2 separate regions of the Homo sapiens genome follow, and region 1 is linked to region 2. The links are chromatin contacts, found by Hi-C in ENCODE. All regions are on one chromosome and are shown on one strand. The core of a region is the stretch at or near the end of the contact, and the rest is flanking DNA. Distances in the headings are between cores, read along the strand shown. Region 1 holds the start of NXPE1 (neurexophilin and PC-esterase domain family member 1). Region 2 holds the start of REXO2 (RNA exonuclease 2).

Region 1 (6,319 bases), core at 47-2,546, 120 kb after region 2:
TATGAATTTTTAAACTTTTATGTTTAAATGTGATGTATTACATTCGTATATTTTCTAAAGCTAAACAATCCTCCTGTTATGGACTTAAGCTGAACTAGGTCACAATATAGATTGGATCTTTATACATAACTCTGCTGTGCTATGTAAGAGTACAAATTAACATGATCGTTTTGAAAGCAGAATGGCAATATTTCTGTTAGTTTGTGTTTATCTATGCCCTATGTCCAAGCAATTCATTCTGGATACATCACAGAGGACTTCTCAGTCAGGTCCATAAAGAATCACATACAAAGTTTGTTTTCAGTTGATTATATGTATAGCTGTAATTGTAGGGAATTAAATAGACTTTAATATGTATTACTATGAAATGGTTAAGAAACATGTAGTGGATGTGTATTGTGGGATACTATCCAACAGTTAGATACAACTCACTAGATTTACCTGTAATATGAAGAGCTCTTAAAAACAGCTCTAAGTGAAGAAAGAAATAAACATAAATCTTTATCACATTTTTATGTAAATTAAAAATATACATACAAAGCACAATACATGGATACACACATACTCAAAGACAAAAATTAAAAAAGAATCCTTCCTGCTTTTCTGGCTTTGTTTATGACTCATCCTACTGCCCACCTGGGGTGGCCTGCCCCTGCACCAATCTAGACTCTATAGTCAGTGAATCCCCAGCTCAGGGGCAATCTCTACAGGAAACTTTCCAGCATAACTCTAGACCACAACGATCTCTCCCGTATTTTGAATTCCTGTGACATATTCATACATTTTCCACCCAAACAATGTCATACATAAAACAAGGCAAAGAAATATCAGTTGTAAACAGGTATTTTTGATGTCCTTCTTCCTCTCTCCAACTAGATGTTAGGTTGAGTGACTGTATCCATGCTTGCTTCCCACAAAGCACTGGGGACTTTTGCTGGTTGGTTATTAGAGAAATATTTTATCTTGATGCTGTCTCACCGTCAAAACCAGCCTATCCTTGTCAGTAAGAGAGGCTCTCACTATCAGTTTTTTTTTTTGTTTCCCACACTTTCTTCTGAGCTTTCTCCCTTTTCTTATCTTTCTCTGACTTGAGAGAACCCCTCAGCAGACACAGTCTTTCTAATTTCTTTTGCTTTGTTCTTCCCTGCCCTCCACTGACCACTGGCAAGATTAGAAATAGAGAAAGGCAGTCTCCATAGTTTTGCTTACTCACCTGTTTTAATGATCTCTCCTATCTGGGTGGCTGGAAAAGTACCTGTGAGTTCTTAACTGGCTCTTGTGGCTGTGTAAAATGTTTTTGTTCCTTGTCTGTGAACACATTTATTTTCATCAGTCTGTTTTCCTCGTAAATTGGCTTATCTTGGGGTGGAGATTTGAAGAGGCAATAAACAGTAGTACAATTAACTGACAATTAGATAATTCCACAGCCTCTGTTAACTGGGTGTTACTCGGGTATTCTTTGAGATTCCTTCTCTCTCCATGTTACTGGTGACCCTTGGGAATGGAAAACCTCTTAGTTCTGAAACAGCTGTGGTCCTTGAAGTCATAGTGTAAAAATACCCCAAGTGACTCTATGGATAGGCTTTCCTCAGAAAATCTGAAGTCTCACGACAACTCCAAACAAGAGAACAAATTGTCAGTGGACACCATGCAGAGAACTGGTGGGTGATTGAGAATTCTTTTTTTTTCTTTTTTTTTTTTTTTTGGACAAGGTTTTGCTCTGTTGCCCAGGCTGGAGTGCAGTGGCGTGATCATAGCTCACTGCAACCTCGAACTCCTGGGCCCAAGCCATCCTTCTGCCTTGGGCCTAGGGGCTACAGGTGCATGCTGCCACACCTGGCTAATATTTTTAATTTGTATTTTGTAGAGATGGGGTCTTACCATGTTGCCCAGGCTGGTCTTGAACTCCTGGGCTCAAGTGGTCTGTCTTCCTCGGCCACCCAAAGTGCTGGGATTACAGGCATGAGCCACTTTTCCCAGCTGGATCTTTTATCGGTTTGAAAAGGATATCTAATAAATGGGGAAGGACTATTTGCTCTGAGTTAGGGAAAGGGGATATGGTTCATTAACTCGTCATTATCATAAACATTATTTAATTCACCAATACAGTAAATGTTGCTGTAACTTCTGCTATGCCAAATGCCTGTAACATGAAAGGGAATATATGGGTGTATATGAATAATTAGGCCTATTAATCCTTCTTTCCCCTCTAACCCCTGGTCACCACTGGTTTTCTTACTGTCTCCATGGTTTTGACTTTTACAGAATGTCACATAGCTGCAATCATACAGTGTGTAGCTGTCCCAGATTGGCTTTTCTCTTAGCGATACGGATTTCAGTTTCTCTGTCTTTTTGTGGCTTGATAGCTTATTTCTTTAGTGCTGAATAATATTTTACTGACTACATATTGGAGACCTTTCTCTCATGCCTCATGCCCTTCCCTCTGGAACCTTCATATTTGTCATGTGACTGTTACTTCAGCTCTGTAACATAAATCTAACTTCATCTCTCTTTCTAAGCCTGGATGCCCAGACCCTGTGCCAATTTGTAAGATTTAGTTTTGAAGATCACAAGTATTATTAGTACTGTGCTAAGTACTCATAGGATTAAATGAATTAATACATGTACAACATTTAAAAACAGTTTCTGACACTTAGTTTAAGCACTAAATAATTAGCAACTACTACTATCACCACCCCAACTACTACTATTTATGCATGGGAGTAAATTTTGAGATTGGCTTTTTTCTCCCACTCAGCGTAACGTCCACGATGTCCATCCAAGTTATTGCATGTGTCAACAGTTCATATGAACATATTGCCTCACTCACAATTAGGCAATATTGTTTGTTACCTTGGTTTCTTTAACCAATATTGTTTCTAAAACCTACTCCTCACTACTCAATTTGTTTCTTATCTTGTAAAGTCTTTGGTAGCTCTTTCAGAGGGGACCAGTATTAGACTGAGTACATATTTTTTCTTCCTAAATAGATGATAAATTTACTTGCTATAGAATTAGGTGAAAAATATTTTTCTTCTTAGCCTTGAGGATACTGTTTCATTCTCTTCATGCATCCAATGTCATTTATGAAATGTCTGATGTCAAAGTTAGTATAATTGTGAATCTTTGTAGCATTTTTCTCTTCATCCTTGGTATTATGAAATTTTATGCAGATCTTTTTATCTTCATCATGTTTGGCGCTTTTAATGGCCCATTAGACCTGAGATCTAATATCTGTTAACTTTTCTTTCATAATTTTGATCACACTTTCCTTTTATTCTGTATTCTGCAAGAATTCTTGAGTTAACATTTTATTTCTCCAGTTTATTGTTTTCATTTTGAACTTTAGTGTGTCCCTCAAGTTTTTCTTTATTTCACGTATCATATTTTAAATTTAACAAATATCTAGTTAACTCTAAGTATGGCTGCAATATCCTCTCACATCAGTCTGGTAATTAAACACACTTATTCTAAATTCTTGTATCAACTGTCCTTTTAACTTTGTTTTCTTGGCATGTCAATTTCTTCTGATTATTGTGCTTTATGCCTCTCTTTCAAGTGTTAGTCTCTTTCAAATGATTGGTAATTTTTGGTTATGTGTTCATCTTTGCATTTGAAATTTTCTGCTAGCCTCCCTGTAAATGTTGGGTTTATTTATTGCATTTTCTTCTGGGAGAGTGGTTAGAAATATTTCCTGGTGCTGAGTGCCAATATCCAGTCTTCTGAGAGTCCATGCTCTCTTCTTCCCTCTTGGGGATTATGCACAGCACTGCTCTGTCTTCCCAGCCCTTGCACACATTCTCAGTGCTTCCATATGATATGTGGAGAGGTCATACCTCATGGCTGTCTCTGTTAAACTCTGTGTCCACCTTTACTGATTTCAGTAGGAATCATAGGAAAAGACAGAAATACTATTATTTTACATATTTCTCATCAGGATATCCAACAAGTTCTGTTTGATATCAAACATAAATCCTGGGACTATTTAATTATGCCATTTTCCTAGACTCTGTAACAACTTTCACAACTGCATCTGTAATCTCTCTTATTTATTACTATCCAGAGTCAAGTTGACTTTACAGAAGTAAATTATCTCTTTCAGTCGTTGTATCCAATCACACAAGCTAAAGGAAAAAGTATACTTAATGACTCATATGAGTGGGAAGTCTTAGGAATTAATCTAGCTTCAGATAAGGCTCGATCTGTGGTTCAAACAATGTAATCAAGCTTCTCTCTAAGCCTGTAGGCTCTCCTGTCCTATTTTCTTAGAGATGCTTGCTCTCAAGATAATGCAGCAAGATAGTCCTAACATGCTTAAGCCATACATGGTCGTTGGTGTTCAAGATCTCAGAATGAGAGAGACCCATTTCTTTTCAGAATTTATATTAAGTCACAGAAAAAAACCAACAACTCTAATCAACTGTGCTAGTACCAATCACTTATGAAGGGTTTGGGGGAAGAGTGTTTTGATGAACCAGTAGGCACCAAAAATAGGCAAAAATCACATGATTGAGAGTCTCAGAGTCTCAGTAGCATGCTATAAAGTGGGGAAGGTACAGTTCTCCAGGAAAAGAGGGGCCCTCTTTCTGGAAGTAGGAATATTAGTCACAATTCAGCAAGAGATGTTCAGTACAAGAGGCAATAAAGATGAGGGCAAATAAGAGGGTGAGTCATATTTTCTGTCACTAATCCCTCATCTCTCTTTTTATCTCTCAGGAAGCTTTTCTGAAATTTTACTTTCTCCTCATATGAGTCATATAGGGAATTTACTTATTGATTCATTCATTTTCTTATTTACTTCCAGTCATTTATTACATGCCTGCAGTTGCAAACTTGAAAATAACTGGGATGCCACGTGTGGACGCTTATCTCTAAAGTTTGGGATTATTTTAATTAACTCCTAAAAAGCTTCTGCACAGCAAAGGAAATAATCAGCAGAGTTAACAGACAACCCACAGAGTGGGAGAAAATTTTCACTAACTATGCATCTGACAAAGGACTAATATCCAGAATCTACAAGGAACTCAAACGAATCAGCAAGAAAAAAACAAACAGTCTATCAAAAAGTGGGCTAAGGACATGAATAGACAATTCTCAAAAGAAGATTTAGGAATGGCCAACAAACATATTGAAAAATGCTCAACATCACTAATTATCAGGGAAATACAAATCGAAACCACAGTGCAAACCACCTTACCCCTGAAAGAATGGTCATAATTTAAAAAATAAAAAATAATAGATGTTGGTGTGGATGTAGTGAAAAGGGAACACTTTTACACTGCTGGTGGGAATGTAAACTAGTACAACCATTGTGGAAAACAGTATGGAGATTCCTTAAAGAACTAAAAGTAGATATACCACTACTGGGTATCTACCCAGAGGAAAAGAAGTCATTATATGAGAAAAGACACTGGCACACACATGTTTATGGCAGCACAATTAGCAGTTGCAAAAATATGGAACCAGCCCAAATGCCCATCAATCAATGAGTGGATAAAGAAAATGTGGTATATATATATCATGGAATACTACTCAGCCATAAAAAGGAAGGAAATAATGGCATTCGCAGCAACCTGGATAGAGTCGAAGCCTATTATTCTAAATGAAGTAACTCAGGAATGGAAAACCAAACATCATATCATATGTTCTCACTCATAAGTGGGAGCTAAGCTATGAGGACATAAAGGCATAAAAAGTGATCCAGTGAACTTTGGGGACTTGGGGGAAAGGTTGATAGCGAGGTGAGGGATAAAAGACTACACATTGGGTACAGTGTACACTGCTCAGGTGATCAATGCACCAAAATCTCATAAATCACCATTAATCACAAATAATCATCCTAAAAAAATAAAGTTTGGGGATTATTTATATATGAGTAAGATACATTCCCTGCCCTCATGAAATGTATGATTTAATTGTAGTGTTATATGTGTCTAAATGCAGATACATAAATAACTATTTCTAGCACAATACAGAATAGCCATATGAAAATGGTGCAGGAGTGCACAGAGAGGGGGTGGTTGAGTATGCCTACACCACCTGGGACTTGACTGACCCAGATCCCACCTGGGATCTGGGACTTGAAGGGTGACTGAAATCTCATTGGTTGGAGAAAGCCATGAGGGATATTCTTTCCATAAAAAAGGAACAGCCAGGACAATGGATTGAATGCAAGAATATATGTTTCATATGATCTTTAGCTAATTCTGGAAAGGAAAATCCATTAAAGGGCCACCTTTAGAGCCTAATTTATTGTGGGATATAGGAGTTTGAGCTATTCCAGAAGACCTCTTGTTTTACTTATAAGTTATTTCTATAC
Region 2 (5,422 bases), core at 401-2,900:
AGCTCCTATTAGGCAACAAAGTTTCTCTCTCATAAAACCAGGTAGGATGGACCACAAGCTCTGTAATGAGTAGCAATATGGCTTTCAGAAAAATACATAGAGGTTATAATTCAAAGCCGAGATTGATATTTGTGACAAAGCGGCACTCTGCCACAAATCTGTTACTGAATAGCCAAGATTTAAGAGACTCACAAAATTTGACACTCCAGGGCCTAAAGGTCCTGATGCTGGCCACCTGGACTCCTAGAAATGATAGACATTATAGCAGTCATTGCAGGAGATTAAAGACACCTGGATCAAAGCCCAAGAAGATGGCAGAGCAGGCAGAACTGTTTTAGTTCATTTTAAGTTAGTTTGCTGCATAGATTTGTTATAGGAGGACGAAATTTAACTTTGAGAACTTTTAAGAACAGAGTAGCAAGTTGTCATCATGCAGACACCTAATAGGTGAACTGAAATGCAGGCCGCATTTCATAAGAAATAAGGGATAATCCTTGGCCAAATTGTCAGAGGCATTTGAAGAGTAACCCTATCTTGAATAGGGGCTGGGTAAAATAACACCGAGACCTACTGGGCTGCATTCCTAGGAGGTTAGGTATTCTAAGTGCCAGGAAGGGATAGGAAGTCAGCATAAGATACGGGTCACAATAGACTTTGCTGACAAAACAGGGTGCTGTAAAGAAGCTGGCCAAATCCCACTAAAACCAAGATGACAAAGTGACCTCTAGTCATTTTCACTACTCATTATACAGTAATTACAATACATTAGCATGCTAAACGACACTCCTACCAGCGCCATGACAGTTCACAGATGCCATGGCAACCTTAGGAAGTTACCCTATATGATCTAAAAGCGGAGAACCCTCAGTTCCCGGTATTGTCCACCCCTTGTTTAGCATATAATCAAGAAATAAGTGTAAGTATACTCGGTCGCCCATGCCCCTGCTCTGCCTATGGAGTAGGCATTCTTTTATTTCTTTACTTTTAATAAACTTGCTTTCACTTTATGGACTCGCCCTGAATTCTTTCTTGCAGGAGGTCCAAGAACCCACTCTTTGGGTCTGGATCTGGACCGCTTTCCCATAAGAAAAAGAAGGAAGGTAACTAACTTTGACTGAACACCTGATACGTGCTAAATGATTTCTCAGACAAGATCTTATTTAAATATTTCTAAATGATTTGATGATAATGTTAATGGCCTTCTGGCCCCCAAAAGCACACTGCCTCTTGGTCCCAAATAAATGAGGAAAATATCCAGTTTGTGGAATAGAGGGGCAGGTAAGTAAAAAAAGAAAAAGAAATGCAAAGAAGGAAAGATATACATGAAAAAAATGTCATACAGAGATAATCAGCTCTTTTCCAACCAACCAAAGTAAGAGTTCTTTTTTAACTGCGCGGTTACAACTAACCAAAACTCAGGAAATAACTCCTGGAAGCAAACAAACTTAGCAGTGAAAAACAAGCGCGTCCAGTAACACCAGAAAAACACGTGGCGGGGGTGGGGCATCTGGTCGCAACCGCAGGTGAGACTCTAAGTCCCATCATTCCCTTCGGCAGCCAAGCCAGGCTGTTGAGGGCGAGCCGGCGCACCGTACGCTGGGACGTGTGGTTTCAGCTCGTGCGCCTCCCCGTGGGTTTGCGACGTTTAGCGACTATTGCGCCTGCGCCAGCGCCGGCTGCGAGACTGGGGCCGTGGCTGCTGGTCCCGGGTGATGCTAGGCGGCTCCCTGGGCTCCAGGCTGTTGCGGGGTGTAGGTGGGAGTCACGGACGGTTCGGGGCCCGAGGTGTCCGCGAAGGTGGCGCAGCCATGGCGGCAGGGGAGAGCATGGCTCAGCGGATGGTCTGGGTGGACCTGGAGGTGAGTGAGGTCGGCGGGGGGCTTGGGGAGGCGAGTGAGGTTTCGCTCGTGGAACCGAGGAGTCGAGCCCGTCCTGGGAGAGCGTTGGGGGTCTGGGTCTCAGGTGTGGCAGGTGAGCGCGGCCGGCCACGGGCGGTGCAGGGCAAGTCCGGAGGCAGGAGTCCTGCGGGTGTTGGGCGCCGTGCTGCGCTGTAGGGCTTCTTTCCACAAGGGAGGAGTCCTCCGTGTGGCTTCTTCTCCTCCCTACCCCTCCGCCCAGATGTGGACTTTTCCTAACGCTCTGGCGTCTCTGGGCTTGGGTCACTGGAGTGGGGGCGGGGGCAGCGGCTCTGTTCCCAGCTTCCCCCAACTAAATCCTTAAAGGACCCTAGGTTGTTAGGGCCAGACGGGACTCCGGAGATGACTCAGCCTTACCCCTCATTCCATAAGTGAGAACATTGAGGCCCACAGAAAGGATTCAACTCATTCAAGGTCGTGCTGTTAGTGAGAGTCTGAGTTGAGACCAGAACCCAGTTCCTATCCCTTCAGGCTTTCCATGCCCGAAACAAGGGCTCCTCCCACCGTTGAGCCTCAGTTTATATGAAGTGAGGATAATAACAGTAGTTTTTCCATTAGATTGTGAAGGTCCAGTGGTGTAATTAATGTGAAAACTTTGTAAACTCTGCAGAGACGTGGTGGTGGTAGTTATCCAACTCTTCCAAAACTGAGTGATGTCAGCACTCAGTTTTACTTACTTTGCATCTGTCCCGGAGTAGAATCTCAGTGCTTGACAAATAGCAGGCCCTTGGTAAATGTTTGTTGAATAAACGAGGACTCGTGTTTAGTACCTTCAGTAGTTGCCCGAGGAGCATTCTTTCTCTTCTGTTTCGGCTATGGATTACAAGCTGACTATGTTTGAGGGAATTCCTGTTAAATAAACTTGGGTAAAAGAGGCCAGAATGATGGCTTTGTGTGTGTTATATATTTATTTTTAATTGCAGATGACAGGATTGGACATTGAGAAGGACCAGATTATTGAGATGGCCTGTCTGATAACTGACTCTGATCTCAACATTTTGGCTGAAGTACGTGATGCCATGTAATACAGTCATACTTTTTAAAGGGCACTGGAAATATAACCATCATTTTTTCCAGCTTCTTTATTTAAAAAATAAGAAAGTTGAGGTCTATATGGGTTAAGGTAATGTGCTAGGTCATGGTAGGGGTGGTACTAGAACCAAAGTAATCCATCTCACAGCCTAGTGAAAATTAAAAATTAAACATTATTTTTTAATTAACCATGCCAGAAATTTACAGAAACATAAATTCTGTCGTTTACTGAGCGCTTACTGTATGCCAGCTACAGTTTCTGTGTGCTTTATATGTCTTTGTTCTTAGTTCTCACAGCAACTATAAGTTAGTTATTGTTATAATGCTCATTTGATGGATGAGGACACTTGAGCATAGAGATGTTGGGTAATTTGTCTGAGGTCCCAGTGGCTGTTTACTGGGGGAGCCAAGAGTTTAACTCAGGCTGTCTCAGTAAGGTGCTCCTAACAAGTAGGACAGCCAGCTGTCCTCCCATCAGATTTGGTGACTCGTGCCAATGTTTGCGTCTTTATATCATAACCTTGACTTTAACTTGACTCCATATTTACAATTCTGCCTTTTCAACTAGGACATGTGATTCTTCTAGATCAGTATTAAGATTTTAGAATTTCTGTTAGTGCACACCCGTAAAGTGTTCTGTTGTTGACAGATTGGGCATGATTAAGGTTTTTGCATGCTACTTCCAACTGAAACATTTAGCAAAACAAAACACACCTGCTGCATTTCAGCCACTCATGAAACATTTAATAAGGATGTGACACCATCTGGTAGGGGGTGAAATCCCTGACCCTGAATAATTCTGTTTTATACTGTCAGCAGTATTCAGAGCCAGAAACTCCAGAATAGGAACAAAGTAGGGATGTTTGTGGAAAAGAGAGTCTTGTTAAAATAAGTTCCTAGAGGGTAGCATTGATATGTTACTGGCACTGGATACATTTCGTAAATCTGCAGTTAACACTTTTGTTTGTTTTGCTGTGTAGGTAAAAGAGGTGAGGACGTATTTCTAGATTAATGACTGCGTTTGTGGAGTACCAGGCTTATCCTCCCCACATATCAACTGTAGGAGAATCATGAGACTTTGTACTTCTCATCATAACAACTTTTTTAACTTTGTATAAATAAAGCCCTGAGTTTTAGATTTGGTTGTTTTTTTCTGTTACTTGGGATTTATTGGAGATCAATAGTGAAGAGAAGTGTCTTTATTTTACCAGTCTAACTTACCCTTGGCCGAAGAAGAGTGTTTCCTTTAGACTGTTGATATAATGTGAAATACTGACAGTTTAATGGACCCGTAGGTTGATATGTACCCTGGAGGAAATTTGGGTATGTATTCACACAGCTGCAGATGAATGCAGCATTTGTAAATGGACTAAGTCAGATGAGGATAAAGATGTTAAAAAAAAAAAAAAAGCTTAGGGGCTATCAGTTCTGCAGTATGTTTTATTCTTTTATAAGAGTCTGAGAAAAATGTTTTATGCTGGTAGAAGAGCAGGCATCCTACTCTGAAAATTTTTCTGTAGGTGTGGTCCCTTGGCTTGCTAAATAGGGATCTAAAATAGTTTGTAGTAGTTTGATTTTTCCATCATTGTTAGTATTTTTTTTAATAGTATGAGTATTTTTTTTCATTTTCATAGGTTTGGGTTTTCTTTTTCCTTCGTGACTATCATAAAACATCTGTTATCCAAGCAAAATTTTTTGTTTCTTCGCAGAGATTACCAACACCAGTTTTCTTGTTTGGCTAAATCTCCTTTTTAGTAGTAGGATGTCAGGCGTATTTTAATTAAATTCTAGCCATTTCTTTCAGTGATTGTGAACTGTTTTTACCACCTTAGTAGTAATAATACCTTGGATTTATGGAATACTTTTCTATCAGAGAGTTCAAAGAGCTCATATCTATAATTTCTTTTATCCTGTTAACATTTCTATGAGGGAAGGGGTACAGTTTATTATTATCACTATCTTACAGAGGGAGAAGCTGAGGTGACTTGCTTTAATGCCGTAGCTACTGTTAACTGCCAGGACTTATCTGAGAGACTCATACTTGGATGTTCTATGAAATGGAGCTGAGAATTTGAGGGCTACTTTGTGTTTTGGATATCAACAATTACCTCTTTAATTTTTTTTTAAATATAAAAATACTGTTAAAACAGTGTAACTATCCAAAGTATGTGTGTAGTGAACTATTGGATTTTTGTCCTGTTCTATTGCTCCTTCTTACTCCAAGTTTATGTATTGTCTTGATATTTTGTATGTTTATATAAATGCGTGTTTTTTTTAAAACAAGTGTAAATGAAATCATACCTATACATACATGGTTTTGCAATTGTTTTTTTCACCTGCAATATAGATACTTTTTTTTTTTAAGAGATAGGGTCTCACCCTGTCACCCAGGTTGGAGTGCAGTGGCATGTAGCTCACTGTAACCTCGAACTCCTGGGTTCAAGTGATCTTCCTGCCTCAGCCTCCTGAGAAGC

The links. Hi-C counts contacts between places; a loop is a spot of excess contacts on that map.
Region 1: a map of PC-3 shows a loop between it and region 2 (5-fold over the local background). The contact joins the promoter of NXPE1 here to the promoter of REXO2 in region 2. A Hi-C loop is called at or near these places in 3 of 168 maps with a recorded cell type or tissue (Caco-2, PC-3 and endothelial cell of umbilical vein).

Annotation. Positions count from the first base shown.
Region 1 is chr11:114,558,585-114,564,903 of GRCh38, forward strand. It overlaps NXPE1 (neurexophilin and PC-esterase domain family member 1), which reads right to left and starts at 1,297. Exons shown (of 9, transcript NM_001395504.1): 1 at 1,214-1,297. It also overlaps a transcript of NXPE2 not described here.
Region 2 is chr11:114,437,817-114,443,238 of GRCh38, forward strand. REXO2 (RNA exonuclease 2) reads left to right here and starts at 1,651. Exons shown (of 7, transcript NM_015523.4): 1 at 1,651-1,859; 2 at 2,840-2,923. The coding sequence starts at 1,713.